2 separate regions of the Homo sapiens genome follow, and region 1 is linked to region 2. Evidence: chromatin loops called from intact Hi-C (ENCODE). Cell type or tissue: HCT116. All regions are shown on one strand.

Evidence for each region. Peaks named below come from ENCODE experiments on the same cell type or tissue, not always from the same donor. Only the 100,000 strongest peaks of a DNase experiment are listed, where the experiment ranks them.
Region 1: it touches region 2 in a loop (3-fold over the local background); 25 of 110 quality-filtered maps call a loop at or near these places.

What each region holds. Positions count from the first base shown.
Region 1 is chr1:157,189,371-157,197,370 of GRCh38, forward strand. LOC107985211 (a long non-coding RNA gene) reads left to right here. Exons shown (of 4, transcript XR_007066653.1): 4 at 1-1,809. Among named protein-coding and RNA genes, the nearest start is that of ETV3, 55 kb to the left of the region's middle. RefSeq lists a silencer at 4,414-4,646. In HCT116, CTCF peaks have their summits at 4,438 (motif pointing right) and 7,896; DNase peaks (open chromatin) are centred at 4,471 and 7,634.
Region 2 is chr1:157,372,423-157,380,422 of GRCh38, forward strand. No RefSeq gene overlaps it. Among named protein-coding and RNA genes, the nearest start is that of LINC02772, 100 kb to the left of the region's middle. In HCT116, a CTCF peak has its summit at 4,983; a DNase peak (open chromatin) is centred at 4,999; H3K27me3 peaks cover 1,380 bases.

The sequences.
Region 1 (8,000 bases), 180 kb before region 2:
CTGTGGTGGGGTCTGGGAACCGGGAGAGCTGAGGTGGGAGAGAGGCCTGGGGTCATATCTTGTTGGTCCTGGAAAGCCAAGGTAAGGGCATGGATTTTTTTTTTTTTTCCAGATGGAGCCTCCCCCTGTCACCCAGGGTGGGGTGCAGTGGCACAATCTTAGTTCACTGCAACCTCTGCCTCCTGGGTTCAAGCAATTCTCCTGCCTCAGCCTCCCTAGTACCTGGGACTACAGGTGCGCGCCACTGCGCCTGGCTAATTTTTGTATTTTTAGTTGAGACGGGGTTTCACCATGTTGGCCAGGCTGGTCTCGAACTCCTGATCTCGTGATCTGCCTGTCTCCACCTCCCAAAGTGCTGGGATTACAGGCGTGAGCCTCCTCTGTGCCCGGCCAAGGACATGGATTTTATTGTCAGTGGGACGGGGGTGTTGACAGAGGATTGTGAGCAGCAGAGGAGGATAGTGTGACATTGATTTAAAGGCCCACACTTTTGGCGTGTGTTGAACCCACTGCTTGGCATCCAGGCTGGAGCCAGGGAGGCAGCTGAGGAGGCCCAGCAGGAATCCAGGATGAGACACTGGTAGCTTGGCCTAGAGTGGAAGTGGTGAGAGGTGGGCTAATTCATGACACATTTTGGAGAGTCAACAGGATTTGCTGTCGGGTTGGATGTGGAGTATGAGAGGACAAGGAGTCCAGGGCGACCCCAAGGATTGTGGCCTGAGTGCTGGGGGGATGATGGTGCTGTTTACCGTGGTGGGGAGTGCTGGGGAAGGAGCAGGTTGGAGTGAGACTTTGAGATGCACCAAGGCCTCCAGGGGAACTGTGCAGGCATTTGGGCATATGAGTGTGGGCTCGGGGGGAAGGTGAGCGTAGGCAGGGGAGTCATGAGAGCAGGGACCGGGTGCTGGAATGGTTAGAGGGTGTGAAGACAAGACTGAGAAGGAGCAATCAGTGACACAGGAGGAAAGTCAGGTGAGTCTGGCATCCAGGGAGCCAAGTAAAGAGAGTTTTTCTTGAGGAATGGAGTGATGCATTGTGCCCGAGCTTGCTGAGGGTCCAGCAGGGTGATGCCCGAGAGCAGCCCGCTGGAGTCAGCTGGGGGAACGCATGGGGACCTCCCAATGGCCAGCGAATTCTGTGGATTCAGCATCATTCTCCTTCCTCAGAGAAGGCGTCCCTGATCCTTATGCCTCCTCCTCTGCCAGTATCTGCACTTTCCCCTCTCTGTATTTCTCATGATAGATAGAAATTTTGGCATTTCCTTGTTTAATGCCTCTCCTCCACTCGACTGCACATGGCATGGACAGGAGCACGCACGCTGCACTCATCTGAGTCCCCAGTACGTAGCGCTGTGCTTGGAACACAGGCCGTGCTCAGTGACTATCTCAGGAATGGATGTGGAGTCAGCCCCCATGAACGGGGACTCCGAACAGAGCCCAATCAGTTTTCAGTTCTGCTTTCGTAGAGTCAGCAGTGGGAACAGGGTTTTTGTTTGGGACCTAACATTCCTGGGTAAGAGAGGGGAGAAGCCTCACACACAGACCTGGCCGGCCTCTGTGGAAATGATGTCTGGACATGCCTGAGTATCTGACAGGAGCTGTGGTAACAAGAAAGAACATGGGCTCAGGAGTGGCAGCACTTTAAATAAGATAACCTTTATATTTTATAAAAGTTTTTCATTTACAGAAACATTGGGCAGATAGTACCGAGAGTCCCACAGACTCCACACCTAGTTTCACCTTTTATCAACATCTTATGCTATTAACATCTGTTACAATTAATAAACCGATATGGATACATTCTTATGAACTCAAGTCCATACTTTCTTCAGACGTCCTTAGTTTTTACGCGATGTCCTTTTCTGTTCCCAGATCCCACCCTACATACCTCTTTAGGCTCCTCTGGGCTGTGACAGCTACTCAGACTTTCCTTGTTTTCGCTGACATTCGTGAGGGGTACTGGTCAGGTGTTTTGAAGAATGTTCCTCAATTGGGATTTGCCTGATGTTTCTCTCATGATGAGACTTGGAATTTAGGTTTTGGGGAGGAGGATGACAGAGGTAAAGTGCCATTTTCATCGCATCATTTGAGGGTGCATGCTGTCATCGTGACATTACTATTGATGCTGACCTCAACTATCTTGACAAAGGTAAAGCTTGCTGAGTTTCATCCATTGTAAAGTGACTCGTTTTTCCCCTCTTCCACACTGTTCTCTTTGAAAAGAAGTCACCGTGTGCAGCCCAGACTTAAAGAGTAGGGAGTTAAACTTTACCTCCTTGAGAGTGGAATGTCTTCACACATTACTTGGAATTTTCTGCACAGAAGATTTTTTCTCCATTTACTTGTTTCCCATTTATTTATTCAATCAATCATTCCCCTTTTTTAATTTCTTTATTTCTTTCTTTATTCAATCAATCATTTATTTGTATCAGTATAAAGTCATTGATATGTATTTTATGCTTCGGGCTATAATCCAAAGCCACTATATTTATTTTGTAGCTCAGATTGTTCCAGTTTGGCCATTTGGTGCCGTGTTCTTTTGACACAGCCTCATCACTGTGTGCCTTTTTTTTTGAGGACTTTCTTACTTGGACTCTCCAAGATGCTCCAGGCCCATCTTGTATATTTCCTGCTTCAGTTCTAGAAGCAGCCATTTCTCCCAGGAGCTCTAGTTTGGTTTACTGCGGAATTGCTTTAGAAACCAAGATCTGGGCAAGAGGGTCCTTGTTTTCAAGCATTAGGAACGCAGAGAGTGATTTCCCATCTACAGGCAAGATTCCACCTAAGTCCATAAAATCTTATCATTTGCCTCCTTTGTTGGATATGAACAGACTTCAAGGTCACAGATAGGTCAGAAATTCATCACAAACATCTTTAGAAGGGAATGAAGGTAGTTAAAATAAGTCTGCTAAAGGAAATGTCATCTGGGCCCCCAAAATATGAGCAAGTTGAAGTATTCGGCAAGGAAAACATAGGAAGAGTTTGTTGTTTGCTACCAGACAAGCTCAGTAATAGTTGTCCTAGCACAGACGTTATTGTAAAGGTCTGTTGATAAAAACAATCCAGATTGTACTGCAAGTGTAGGACAAGAACAAGTGCTTTGGGGCCAGATTGATTTGGATTTGAATCCTTTCTGTTATTCGTCTGCCTGGAAGCTTGGATAAGTCACTTTGCTTCTCTAAGCCTCACTTTCTCATCTGTAAAGTGGATATACTGATCATGCCTACCTGATAGAGTTGTTTGAGGATTCATGAGATGCATATCAAGTGTGTAGCCTCAGCCCCTGGCACATAGTAAGTGTTTAATAAATGTCATTTGCCTGAAATATGCCAGGGAGCACCTGCCCAGGAAACAGCTATAGCAGATCTGAGGCCACAAGGTCTATTGGACACCTACACATATTATGTTAGAAGAGTAGATTTTGGCTTTTGGTGGTGATTGCTTTAGGAGATGGGTCAAAACTAATTTAAGCCCAAATACAGGAACACCCAAATATAGGCAGAGCAATTAGCAGTAGATAATTGGGGTGAGGATGCTGCTCTATTGCTTAGATTCTGATAAACAGGTCCTCCTGGATCTGCCCACCCTACAGAGAATGGGGACAGTGGACTGCCCTCTTTTCCTCTGCACATTCCCTGGGCAGAAGGTCCAGGGGAAAGAAGAGGTGGACAGAGAGCAGAGTGTTTACATGGGTGGGATAGGCAGAGGCCAGCTCTCCCTCCAGGTCAGGGTCTCCATAGATGGAAGTGTTCAGCCCAGGGGACAGCTACCTCTGTATGGGAGAGGTTCTTCCATCTCCTGTATAGGGAGGTTTTGAGGAGTTTGGCAATAGTAGCCAACATCATTTGCGGGGTCCCACCAACTCTGAAGGCCAGTGGAAGAGAAAGCATCTACTCCTCAATGGAGCTGGCCCCCTCAAGTGAGGGTCCTGGCAAGAACAGGGCTGCACTCTCTAAAGAAATCCCAGCCAGGAGGGAGGGGCCTCTGCCTCATTATTAACCTGGTCTTATCTCTGATGGCTATTTTGATTGGTGAGGTACTTGGCATCATGCTGTGCACTTGAACTCCATCCCAGAGACTGCGACCCTGGGGCAAACATTCAGTTACCCCATGGTTTATTCTACTGCATGTGTGAATTAATTGCCTTTCTTGTTTTGTGAGAGATTTGGTCCTCAAGTGTATAATTTACTCTGCTTATCCATTTGCACATGTTTAATGGTATTTCTTTCTGGTAGGTGAAGAATCACTGTGTTTGTGCGGTGGGGGGCAAGAGTGTTAAAACTATATTTACATTTTTCTTTATTGTAAATGGGTTTCAGTGGCTCATATTTTAAAACGTAGAAGTGAGTTGGCTGAGGAATTCGTGGGTATCTCTCCTCAGGACTCTCCTTTCCCCAAGGACAGTTTTATTTCGAAAGAAAAATTGGAAATGCAGAGCCACGAGGGGGCGCCCTGGACCCTGGTCTGGTGGTAAAGTCAGCACCTTCATAAAGCAAGGATCTCCTAGATGCCGGGTTCAGAATGAAATAGGAGCATTGGCTGAACATCTGCCGGGGACCTCACTGGGCACGCACAGGGCCTCACTTACTCAACGCAGACACTCCCTGAAGTGAGTGCTTGTGCCCCATTGTGATAAGCTCACAGGCTCAGGCAAGTTCAGCAATCTGTCCAGGGTTACTCAGGTAATATAGTGGAAAATGAGATTCAGACCCAATTCTGTGCAGTTCTAAAGACCCGGCTCTCTCAGACCAGCTGACTAAGGCTCATCTAGGGAGGGCTTGATACTTGGAAGGTGCTGGTCAGCGCGGAAGCGAGGTTGGTGGGCGCCCGTGTCCTCGGGGCAGGGTCACAGGCATCTGCCCACAAGGGAGATGTTTCTAGCCGGGGTCACGGAGCCTCGGGATGTTCCTGAATGTGGGAGAAACAGTCCCTCACCCTGACCATCTCGGAGTCTGTGTCCACCAAGAGCCCTTGTGGTTGGGAAGAGACTTTGTTAATGGGAATGGGGTGTCTGGGTTGCTGGTTAGGTGCCTGTCCCCAGACAGGGGTGTCTTTTATTTTAACATTATATAACATTATGTGTTACATACTGTTAAATATATTGTATAATAACAGTATATATATACTGTTATATAACATAATAAGAGTATTATATATGTTATATAATATACAATGTATTATATTGTGTATATATGCAATAATGAATATAATAAAATGTTTTCTGTTTTTAGACTCGAAGTACTGAGGATTTCGAGAATATCTCTCAGGGTGATTTTAGGGGAATTTGTCAGTGCTTCTGAAAATAGGATTGAGAAGATGTGGTCCCGTCCCAGGCGTAACTACTGAGGGCGTCAGGAACCAGTAAGGGGATGATGGCAGCGGCGGGCGGTCCGAAGCGGCCTCTGCCAGGGCCCCCGCTGCGGTGGGGTGCGGGCGCGGGCCGTGGGTCCTCGGGTGCGGACGCCCAGGCGAAGGGTCCCCGGGGCCTGCCGCCCTGGAGCCCGCCCCTGGGAGCTGCTGCGGCTGGGCCGGGCGGGGTCAAGCCACCCGCCGGCGGGGGAACTGCACAGTTGGGCACGGAGGGACCCCGAGGCGGAGCTGGGCCCAGGGCTGTGCCGCACTTGTGCACAGAGTACCGGCAGGCACCAATCGCCCGGCGGTGGCCGCACTAAAGGGGCCCGGGGCTGAAAGCGGGAAGGGTGCCCACTTCCCGGACCTGGCCAGCCTCGCCCACCCTGCTGACGGCGCCAGGTTCCTGCGCCTCCTGAGCTGGAGATTCAGCTCGTCAGGGCACCTGAGGTTGCGTCTCCAGGATCCACCCTGCGTCTGGGTGACCGCCGAGCTAGGTGCTCCCGGCCGCCGGTTCCCGGGCCCGCAGTCCGCTCCCGAAAGCACCCCCCTGGCAGGGTCTCAAGCTGGACGAAGGGGAGCCCCAGGTCACCCTGAGCGCTGGGGCCGCAGTGGGAACTTGCGGCGATGTCACCCCTGCCCTGCATGTCAGCCCAGGCCTGGCGAAGGCCTGAGCCCCGCCCCAGGCTGCACAGCGCAGCAGGAGCGGCTGCGGGAGCAGCGGTGACGGCAGTGGGTCGCCTGTGCCCCATGTCCCCAAGGCAGCTGACTGTGCCATCCCCACTTTCGCAAGCCGGGGCAGGACCAGCTCCCAGGCCGGGAGCCTCGGCTGCTGCCTCGATCTGGCTCCCTGCGGTGACCTGGGAGCCCAGGAACACCTGGCCAAAGGCGCAGCCGGGACTCGCGGGACTGGCCAGCGTGGGATTCATTTGTGCGGGGTTGGTCTGGGCCACTGTGCCACCTGCACCTAGACTGCCTCAGCTGTGGGGAAAGGCAGAGAAGGGGCACTGGGGTGGGGGTAGGGGGTTGCTGCACTCTGCAGAGCCAGGGACAGGTGGGAGCCCTGCCCCTCCGGAATCTGCAGGGTGGGAGCTCCCCAGGCCAGCTGCAGCAGCCCAGGTTGTGGCTGTGGGCCTGGGCATCATGGTGCTCTCCTCTCTAGCCTGTCCTCTCCCACTTCCTGGCACCGCTCTGATCTTGGAGCCGGGTTAGGGTGAGCTTGGGGGTTGTTGCAGCTCCACAGGGTGTATGCTAGGGCAGTGCTGATGCCCTGACCCCCTGCTGCCTTCATACCCCCAGACTTTGGGTGCCAAGGAGCAGGGGAGGGAGGCTGAGATGGGCAGCTAGGCATTGGCCTGAGGCCTCCTTGGCACCAGTGGCCTAGGTGCCATGGGTGGCTGCAGGAGGTAGACAGGCTCCTAGGCAGGAAGAGGCAGGTGTGGGTGAGGCCCCACTTTCAGGACAGGGAAGGCCTGAAGGCTGGCAGCTGGGTTTCCAGTCCCACTGACCAGAGTGGGGACTAGTGGTGCCTTGTCTGGGCTTCCCATGGCTCTCCATGGGCCAACTGGCATGCACTTCCTTCCCTCTGAGCCCCATAATAGCTCAGGGCTCAGCCAGAGTAGAGGAGAGGATGGAGAGGCGAGGATGGAGAGACAACTAGATGACCAGCTACTCTTTGCAGAGCCTCCTCTTTGCTGAGAGCTGTAGATTGGGAGGACCAACTGCAGACCAGGAGCTACCCTCTGCTGAGAGGTGAGCACTTGTCCGGATGACCTGCCTACAGAGAAGAGCTACCCACTGCTGGTCTCTGAGGTCTGTGCTGTTCTAACACTTAATAAAGCTCCTCTTCCTATTGCTCACCCTCCACTTGTCTGCATACCTCATTCTTCCTGGATGCAAGACAAGGCCTCAGACAAAGGCGCCACTGACCACAGAGGTTTCCAGCCAGAAAAAGCAACACCCCACAGAAAAAGCAAAACCCCAAAGATCCTGTGACAGTGATATTTATCAAGATAGGGAGAGGGGGCTGGAGGAGGGGTCAAGAGCAATAAAAGGCAAAAAACACTGAGTGTTTATCTAATAAGGTAGATGTTATTTTTCCCATTTTACATATGAGGAAACTGAGATTTAGAGAAGTTACGTAACTTGGTTAGGGTTAAACAGCTAATATTAGGCAAAGCTGGGACCTAAACGTGGGATTTCAGAGGCCAGTGTCCAATCTTTCTTTATAATAGTGAGTGGCCTCTCAGAAAACATGGACTTGATTCTCACCAGAAACCCAACACCTCTTCCCTAAGTGCTTTCCCGGTTTTTCTCAAATCCGGAAACTGTTGGTCTTTTGGGCAATTCTGAGCACAGCCACTAAGTGGCGACATTGCCCGACTATGGCTCAGCCCTGTTTCTCCGGGGAAGAATAGGGGAGGGGAGGGGAGGGAGTCGGAGTTGCCCTGTTGTGTGTTGTGCTGTGTGTGGGGCTTTCTTCTATCTATTTAGTCCTCCCAGCAACCCTGCAGAGGAGGTATTATCTCATTTTCCAGATGAGGCCATTGAGGATCTGCTGGATGATAGAGCTTAGCGGTAGAAGCAGGAATGGAATCAACGTCCAGTTGGATTCCAAGTCCTGTCTCCAAGCATGCTGGGCTCCCAAAGGAA
Region 2 (8,000 bases):
GTACTGGATGTAAACTGGACCTCAATAGAAGCCATCAGCCCCTGAATCACACTTGCTCCCTCCTATCTCAGACCTTCTCACACACCACTCCCTCTGCCTGGAATGTCACGTCCATTTCCTCCCAGTTCCCAGCTCTTTCATGCTACATCTGATCTGCAGTGTTTTGCTTCTGAACCATTTATTATTTGTAATTAAAAGTTATGTGTGCCTGTTGCTTTTAACATGTGGTTCTCTCTGCATACATACGCTCCATGAAGGGCTGTTTTCTCATCATCAGATGAGCCCATCTGGGAATGTGGATTGAAACTACCACCTCTTGCCCCATCCTGGAACTGTGAAAAACCGAAGATCTCTCTAAGAAGACTCTGATCAAATCCTTTTCTGGCAGCGGGGGTCAGTCCCCACCAGGGTCTATATTGCCCTTGAGCCTTGAAGACCCCTAGGTTTGAATTATTTTTTTACAGGAAGAAAATGTAAAAATAAAATAAAATACTGAAATATATATATGTATATATATATATATATATTTTTTTTTTTTTGAAATGGAATTTCGTTCTTGTTGCTCATGCTAGAGTGCAATGGCGTGATCTTGGCTGATTAGAACCTTGGCCTCCCGGGTTCAAGCAAGTCTCCTGCCTCAGCCTCCTGAGTAGCTGGGATTACAGGCATGTGCCACAATGCCCGGCTGATTCTGTATTTTTAGTAGAGATGGGGTTTCTCCATGTTGGTCAGGCTGGCCTTGACCTCCCGACCTCAGGAGATCCGCCTGCCTCGGCCTCCCAGAGTGCTGGGATTAAGGGTGTGGGCCACTGCGCCCTGCCTGAAATAGTTTTTAAAACGAAATAAAAAGATAATCCACAGGTGGGAGAAATTATTTGCATTTGTATATGTGATAAGGTATTTTTATCCAGGATATATGAATAACTTTCACAACTGAAGAATAAACAGACAAATAACCTAATTTACAAATAGGCAAATGATCTAATAGGCATTTCCCCAAAGAAGATATACAAATGGCCAATACACACATGAAAAGGTGCTTGACAGCATTAGTCATCAGGAAAATGCAAACCAAAACCTTGAGATACCACTTTACATCCATCAGGATAGCTAGAATCAAAAAGTTCATAACGACAAGTGCTGGCAAAGATGTGGAGGAATTGAAGCCCTCATACATTGATGGCGAAGTGCAGCTGTGTTAGAAGGCAGTCTGTCAGTTTCTCATATGATTGAACATAGAATTTTACCGTATAATCCAGCAGTTCCACTTCTAGGCATATACCCAAGAGAAATGAAAACACATGTTCACACAGAAACTTGCACATGAGTGTTTATAGCAGCATTGTTCATAATAGCCAAATGGTGGAAACAACTCAGTGGATGAATGAATAGATAAGTAAAAAATTGTATATCCATATAATGCGATATTAGAACTGAACTATAACACAACACTGATGAACCTTGAAATCTTGTGCTGAATTAAAGAAGCCAGTCACAAAAGACCACATCTATTTGATTCCACTCCTATGAAAGTCCAGAATAGGAAACTCTATAGCGACAGAAATTAGATTAGGGCTGAGGAAAGATGGGGAATAGGAGAAAATGGGTGGATGGCTGAAGGATACAAACTTTTTTTGAGGTAATAATGTCCTGGCCTGGCACGGTGGCTCGTGCCTGTAATTCCAGCACTTTGGGAGACTGAGGCAGGTGGATCACGAAGTCAGGAGTTTGAGACCAGCCTGACAGACATGCTGAAACCCCATCTCTACTAAAAATAATAATTAAAAGAAGTAGCCGGGCATTGTGGTGTGTGCCTGTAATCCCAGCTACTCAGGAGGCTGAGGCAGGAGAATCACTTGAACTGGGGAGGCGGAGGTTGCAGTGAGCCAAGATCGCACCACTCCACTCCAGCCTGGGCAACAGAGCAAGACTCCATCTCAAAAAAAAAAAAAAAAAAGTTCTAAAATGGACTGTTTTGATGGCTGCACAAACTTGTGAATATATTAAAAAGTATTGAAATGTACACTTTAAATGGGGAAATATATGGTATGTAAATTATGTCCAAGCTAAGTTGTTTTCTTTTTAAACACTGTATTGGAAGTATAGAAAAAATGATACGGGGCCAGACTGATCTGAGTTTGAATTTTTGCTCCAGTATTTACCAGCCTTGGATCTGGATTAAGTCCCTTTGATCCTCTAAACCTTGTTTTCTCATCTATAAAGTGAATACATTGATTATACCCACCACAAAGAGTTATTTTGGGAATTGAGATAATGCATATCAAGTGCTTAGCCTCATTGCCTTGTACATAGTAGGCACTAAATGACTGTTAACTGAATGAAATATTCAGGGAGCACACAGCCAGATGTAAACACGTAGAGCAGATGCCCAGGGCCCCCAGAGATTATTCAGAAGCCTGCAAATAAATTTGTTAGAAGAGCAGATTTTGTCCTTTGGTGAGGACAGCTTTCCAAAGGGATAAAACCTATTTCAAAGCCCTAAGGATAGGGACACCCAGGCCAATCAATTAGTAGTAGACATTTTTTCTGGGTGGGAGTGGGGATGTTCTTTGCATGGTTAGATTCTAATAAATGGGCCCTCCTGCATCTGCCCACCCTACAGGGAATGGGGACAGTGGACTTCCCTCCTTCCCTCTGCACATTCCCTGACCAGAAGGTCCAGGGGAAAGGATGGGCAGAGAGCAGAGTAGTTACATAGGTGTGATGGGCAGAGGCCAGATCTCCCTCCAGGTCATGAGGAGACTCACGGCAGATCTCAGTAGATGGAAGTGTTCAGCCCCGAGGACAGCCATCTCTGCACAGGAGAAATTCTTCCATGTAGGGAGGTTTTGAGGACTTTGGCAACAGCAGCCAACATCATTTGCAGAGTGTAAAGGTCTCTGAAGGTGAGTGGGGGAGAAAACATCCACTCCTTGATGGAGCTGGTGTCGAGTGAGGGTCCTGGCAAGAAAAGGGCTACACTCTCTAACCAAATCCCAGACAGGAGCGAGGGCTTCTGCCTCATTTTTAGCCTTTTCTTATCTCTGATTGGTATTTTGGTTGGTGAGGCTCTTGGGATCATGCCACACACTTAACTCTACCCCAGAGACTGCGACCCTAGGCACACATTTATACAGTTCCCCATGGTTTCCTAATGTTCATTTGAAATAATTGCCTTTTTCATAACCTGTTCTTTCTAGTCCTTTGAAAACAAATACGTAATCTATTCAGCTTATCCATTTGCTTAGGTTTAATGACATTTCTTTCTGATGAGTGAAGAATCTACTGGGGGTGTGGAGGGAAGTGTTATAAATATACACTTTAAAAATTTTCTTTCATTGTAAATGGGTTTCAGTGGTTCATACTTTAAAATGCAGAAATAAGTTGACTAAAAGAATTAGTGTGTATCTATCCTCAGGTGTTTGCTGTCCTCAAGGAGATTTTCTTTTCTTTTTTTTTTTTGAGACAGGTTCTCCCTCTATTGCCGTGACTGGAGTGCAGTGGTGCTATCAGTGCTTCCTGTAGCCTTGACCTCCCTGGCTCAAGCAATCCTCTCACCTCAGCCTACCAAGTAACTAGGACCACAGGTGTGCACCACCTCGCCCAGATAATTTTTAGGTTTTTTTTTTTTTTTTGGTAGAGACGAGGTCTCATTGTGTTGCCTATGCTGGTTTCAAAATCCTGGGCTCAAGCCATCCTCCCACCTCTGCCTCCCAGAGTGTTGGGATTACAGGTGTGGGCCACCAAGCCTGTCTAATAGTTTTACTTTGAAAGAAAAATTGGAAAATACAGAGCCATGACTCTCGCCTGGTGGTAAAGCCAGCACCTTCGGAATGGAGGAAAGATCTCCCAGATGCAGGGTTCAGAATGAAATAGGAGCATTGGCTGAGCATATGCCAGGGACCTCACTGGGCACGCACAGGGCCTCACTTACTCAACGCAGACACTCCCTGAAGTGGGTGCTTGTGCACCATTGTGATGAGCTCATAGGCTCAGGCAAGTTCAGCAATCTGTCCCGGGTCACCCAGATAATAAGTGGAAGATGAGATTCAGACCCAGTTCTGTGCAGTTCTAAAGCCCGGGCTTTCCCAGACCAGCAGACTAAGGCTCGGCCCATCTAGGGAGGGCTCAATACTTGGAAGGCGCTGGTCAGCGCAGAAGCGAGGCTGGTGGGCATGTGTCCTCGGGGCAGGGTCACAGGCATCAGCCCACCAGGGAGGTGTTTCCAGCCGGGGTTACGGGGTCTCGGGGTGTTCCTGAATGTGGGAGTAAAGTCCCTCACCCTGACCATCTCGGAGTCTGTGTCCAGTAATATCCCTTGTTATCTGGAAGATACTCCCCTATTAATAGGGAGTATCTTGGTTTGCTGACTTGGTACCCATCCCCAGACAGGAGTATCTTTTCTATTATAAATGAGTAACTTGCTTTCTGCTTTATGAATCATTGTCCACATAATTTTGTCACCATGAATGTATCACCAGGAGTCTGTTACTACATAGTATAAGAATTTAGAGTTTTTAAACCTAAGATACTGAGGTTAAAACTGTAGACTTTGAGGTTCTCCCCATGAGGGGTAAAGGGTTTAGGGGGAAATTAGGTTCTACATCTGAAAAATAAAGTCGAAAAGATGTGGCCAAGGGAACTACTGAGGGGGTCAGGAACCAGGTAGGTGATGTTTATCAGGATGGGGAGAGGGAGTAAAAGAGGGTCAGGAGCAAGATAAGGGCAACAAATGCTTACCCAGCATTCATCTAATGAGATGACAATTCTTGTCTCCATTTTACACAACAGGAAACTGATGCTTAGAGAAGTTACACAACTTGATTAGGATCAAACAGCTAATATTTGGCAAGGCTGGGACTTGAACCTCATTTTCCGGATGCTAGTGCCCAGTCACTTTCCATAATGCCAAATGGCATCTCAGAATCCCAGCACCTCTTCTCTAAGTGCTTTCCCGGTTTTCCTCAAATCCGGAAACTGTTGGTCTTTTGGGCAATTCTGAGCACAGCCACTAAGTGGCGACATTGCCCGACTATGGCTCAGCCCTGTTTCTCTGGGGAAGAATGGGGGAGGGGAGGCAGTCGGAGTTGCCCTGTTGTGTGTTGTGCTGTGTGTGGGGCTTTCTTCTATCTATTTAGTCCTCCCAGCAACCCTGCAGAGGAGGTATTATCCCATTTTCCAGATGAGGCCATTGAGGATGTGCTGGATGACAGAGCTTAGCGGTAGAAGCAGGGATGGAATCAGTGTCCCGCTGGATCCCAAGTTCTGCCTCCAAGCATGCTGGGCTCCCAAAAATAAAGTCATTTTGTGCCCTCAAATTTTAGTCTGGTGGGGAGGTAGATGGGGGAACTCCCTTCAGCCTGGGCTTGGACGGCCTAGTGAAGAAGGGTGGAGGAGAAGTAACCATGCCTTTCCTTCGGTTACTGGAGGGAAGAATTAAGTTTTAAAGTGGAAGTTAAGTACAGTTAAAATTACTCTGGTGTTGGGACAACTGGATTTCCACATGCAGAAGGGTGAAAATGGACCTTCATCTCACTCCATGTGCAAAAATCAACTCAAAATCAATTAAAGACTTAAATATAAGACCTGAAATTATAAAACTACCAGAAGAAAACAAAAGCAAAAAGAAATAAATAGGCTTACGTTAAACTAAAAGGCTCCGCCCAGCCAAGGAAACAATTAACAGAGTGAAGAAACAATCTATGGAATGGGAGAAAATATTTGCAAACCACGCATCTGATAAGGGATTACTATCCAAAATATATAAGGAGTTCAAACAACCCAACAATAAGAAAACAAAGAATCTGATTAAAAAGTAGGCAAAGGATCCGAATAGACATTTCTCAGAAGACATATGAATGGCCAACGAGTATATGAAAAAATGCTCAAAGTCACTAATCATCAGGGAAATGCAAATCAACACCAGTGAGCTATCACCCGACACCTCTTAGAATGGCTATTATCAAAAAGATGAAAGACAGCAAGTGTTGGTGAGGATGTGGAAGAACAGAACCCAAGTACACTCTTGGTGGGGATGGAAATTAGTACAGTCATTAGGGAAAATAGCATGGAGGGTCCTCAAAAAATTAAAAACAGAACTACCGTATGATCCAGCAATCCTGCTTCTGGGTATATAACCAAAGGAAGTGAAATCAGTATGTTGAAGAGATAGCTGCACTTCCGTGTTTATTACAGCACTATTCCCAATAGCTGAGATACGGAATCAACCTAAGTGTGCATCAAATAATGGACGGATAAAGAAAATGTAGTATCTATACACTGTGGAATACAATTTAGCCATTAGAAAGAAGGAAATTCAATCATTTATGACAACACGGATGAACTTAAAGGACATTACGTTAAGCGAAATAAGCCAGCATGGAAAGAAAAATATCTCATGACCACACTTACATATGAAAGCTAAAAAGTTGAAGTCATAGAAGTAGAAAGTAGAATGGTGATTTCCAGAGGTAAGGGCACAGTGGGAGGAGATGTTGGACGAAGGATACAAAATTTCAGTTAGAGAAGAATAGTAAGTCCAAGAGATCTATTGTAAAACATGGTGACCATGGCTAATAGTAACACACTGTATTCTTGGAAATTTACAAGAAAGTAGATTTTAAGTCTTCTCATCTCTCTCACACACACACACACAAACACACACACACGATAAGTATGTGAGGTAATTAATGTATAAGTTAATTAGTTAGATGTAGCCATCTACAATGTTCACGTATTTAAAAACATGTTGTGTACAAAAATATACATGATTTTGTCAATTAAATAGAAAATAACATTTTAAAAATAGAAAAATAAATACAATTACTCTTGTGAATCCCTTAGAGTTTTTCCTGCTTTAGAAGAGCCTGCATTTTCTTCCTGATGAAACAGTTGGCTGATGTTTAGGGGCCATGCTATGTGAAAAATGTGCCCTTCACATTTAAACATTAGATGCACTCGTGGACAGTGTGTGCTGGAGCCAGCTGGAAACCACTTGTGAGCTGGTTTTGTTCATCTCCTCCCAAATCTATATTCACAGTCATGATGTTGGTAGCTTGAAATCAGCCAAAGTGGGGTATTTACACCACAGAAATTGCCAAGTGCTTGAAACCAGGGCTCTTCGCTCCTTGAGAGCTGGCCTTTAATCAGATACCAGCAAACCATGGGCACCCAGAAAGGTGGGTGGGAACAGAGAGATGGACCAAGGGAACCATGGATTTACAAATTCCAACTCATATTCACGCCAAGGCTTTAGGTATTTGAGCGAAGTTGATTCTAGTGGGGTAGAATTGCTACACAATTTAAACTGTTACTTTTTTCTCTCATTTTTCTTTGCTGAGGGTAAAAAACTGCATTTCAGAAGTTCAACCTGTACCTGAGGTGCCTCCCCAGCAAGCAAGATGGCTGACGCTGGAGTGTGTCTTGGGCCCAGCCCTGAGCTGGAGCCCTGCAGGCTCCTAAGGAGGTGGGCACCACACAGCCAGGGTGGGCTGCGCTGTCAGCTATGGAACAACAGCGCACACCTGACTGCTCAGGGCCGCCTGAAGACAACTAAAGGAGAGGAGCTCTCCTTCATTTTTCCACAGAACACGTAGCTTGGGCCACTTGTGGGCTGAGGTGTCTGTCGGAAGGGGAGGTGCTGGGTGAGGCTGTGCTCTCTGTGAAGCCACCTAGGAGCTCAGTGACAGCAGCAGATGGTGACTGGACAGGAAGGGAAGTCTCCTCCAGTGCCAGGCTCAGGTGTGCTCAGTAAATATGTGCTGCATGACAAGCAGTCCAGGCTGCTGCCTGTAGCTTAGCTGGAAGCTGCTGTCTTGTTCCAGAGCATACATGAGAACCTCAGGGTATTCATGGATAACAGCTAAGAGTGCTGGTAGGGCCCAGAGCACCTAATTCACCTGGGACAGGTCGGGGATGGCTCCCCAGGGCCATGTGAGCTGCATGTGGAAGGGACAGCAGACATTTGACAGGGGATGGCAGGGAAGGCTCTTATGCAGGTG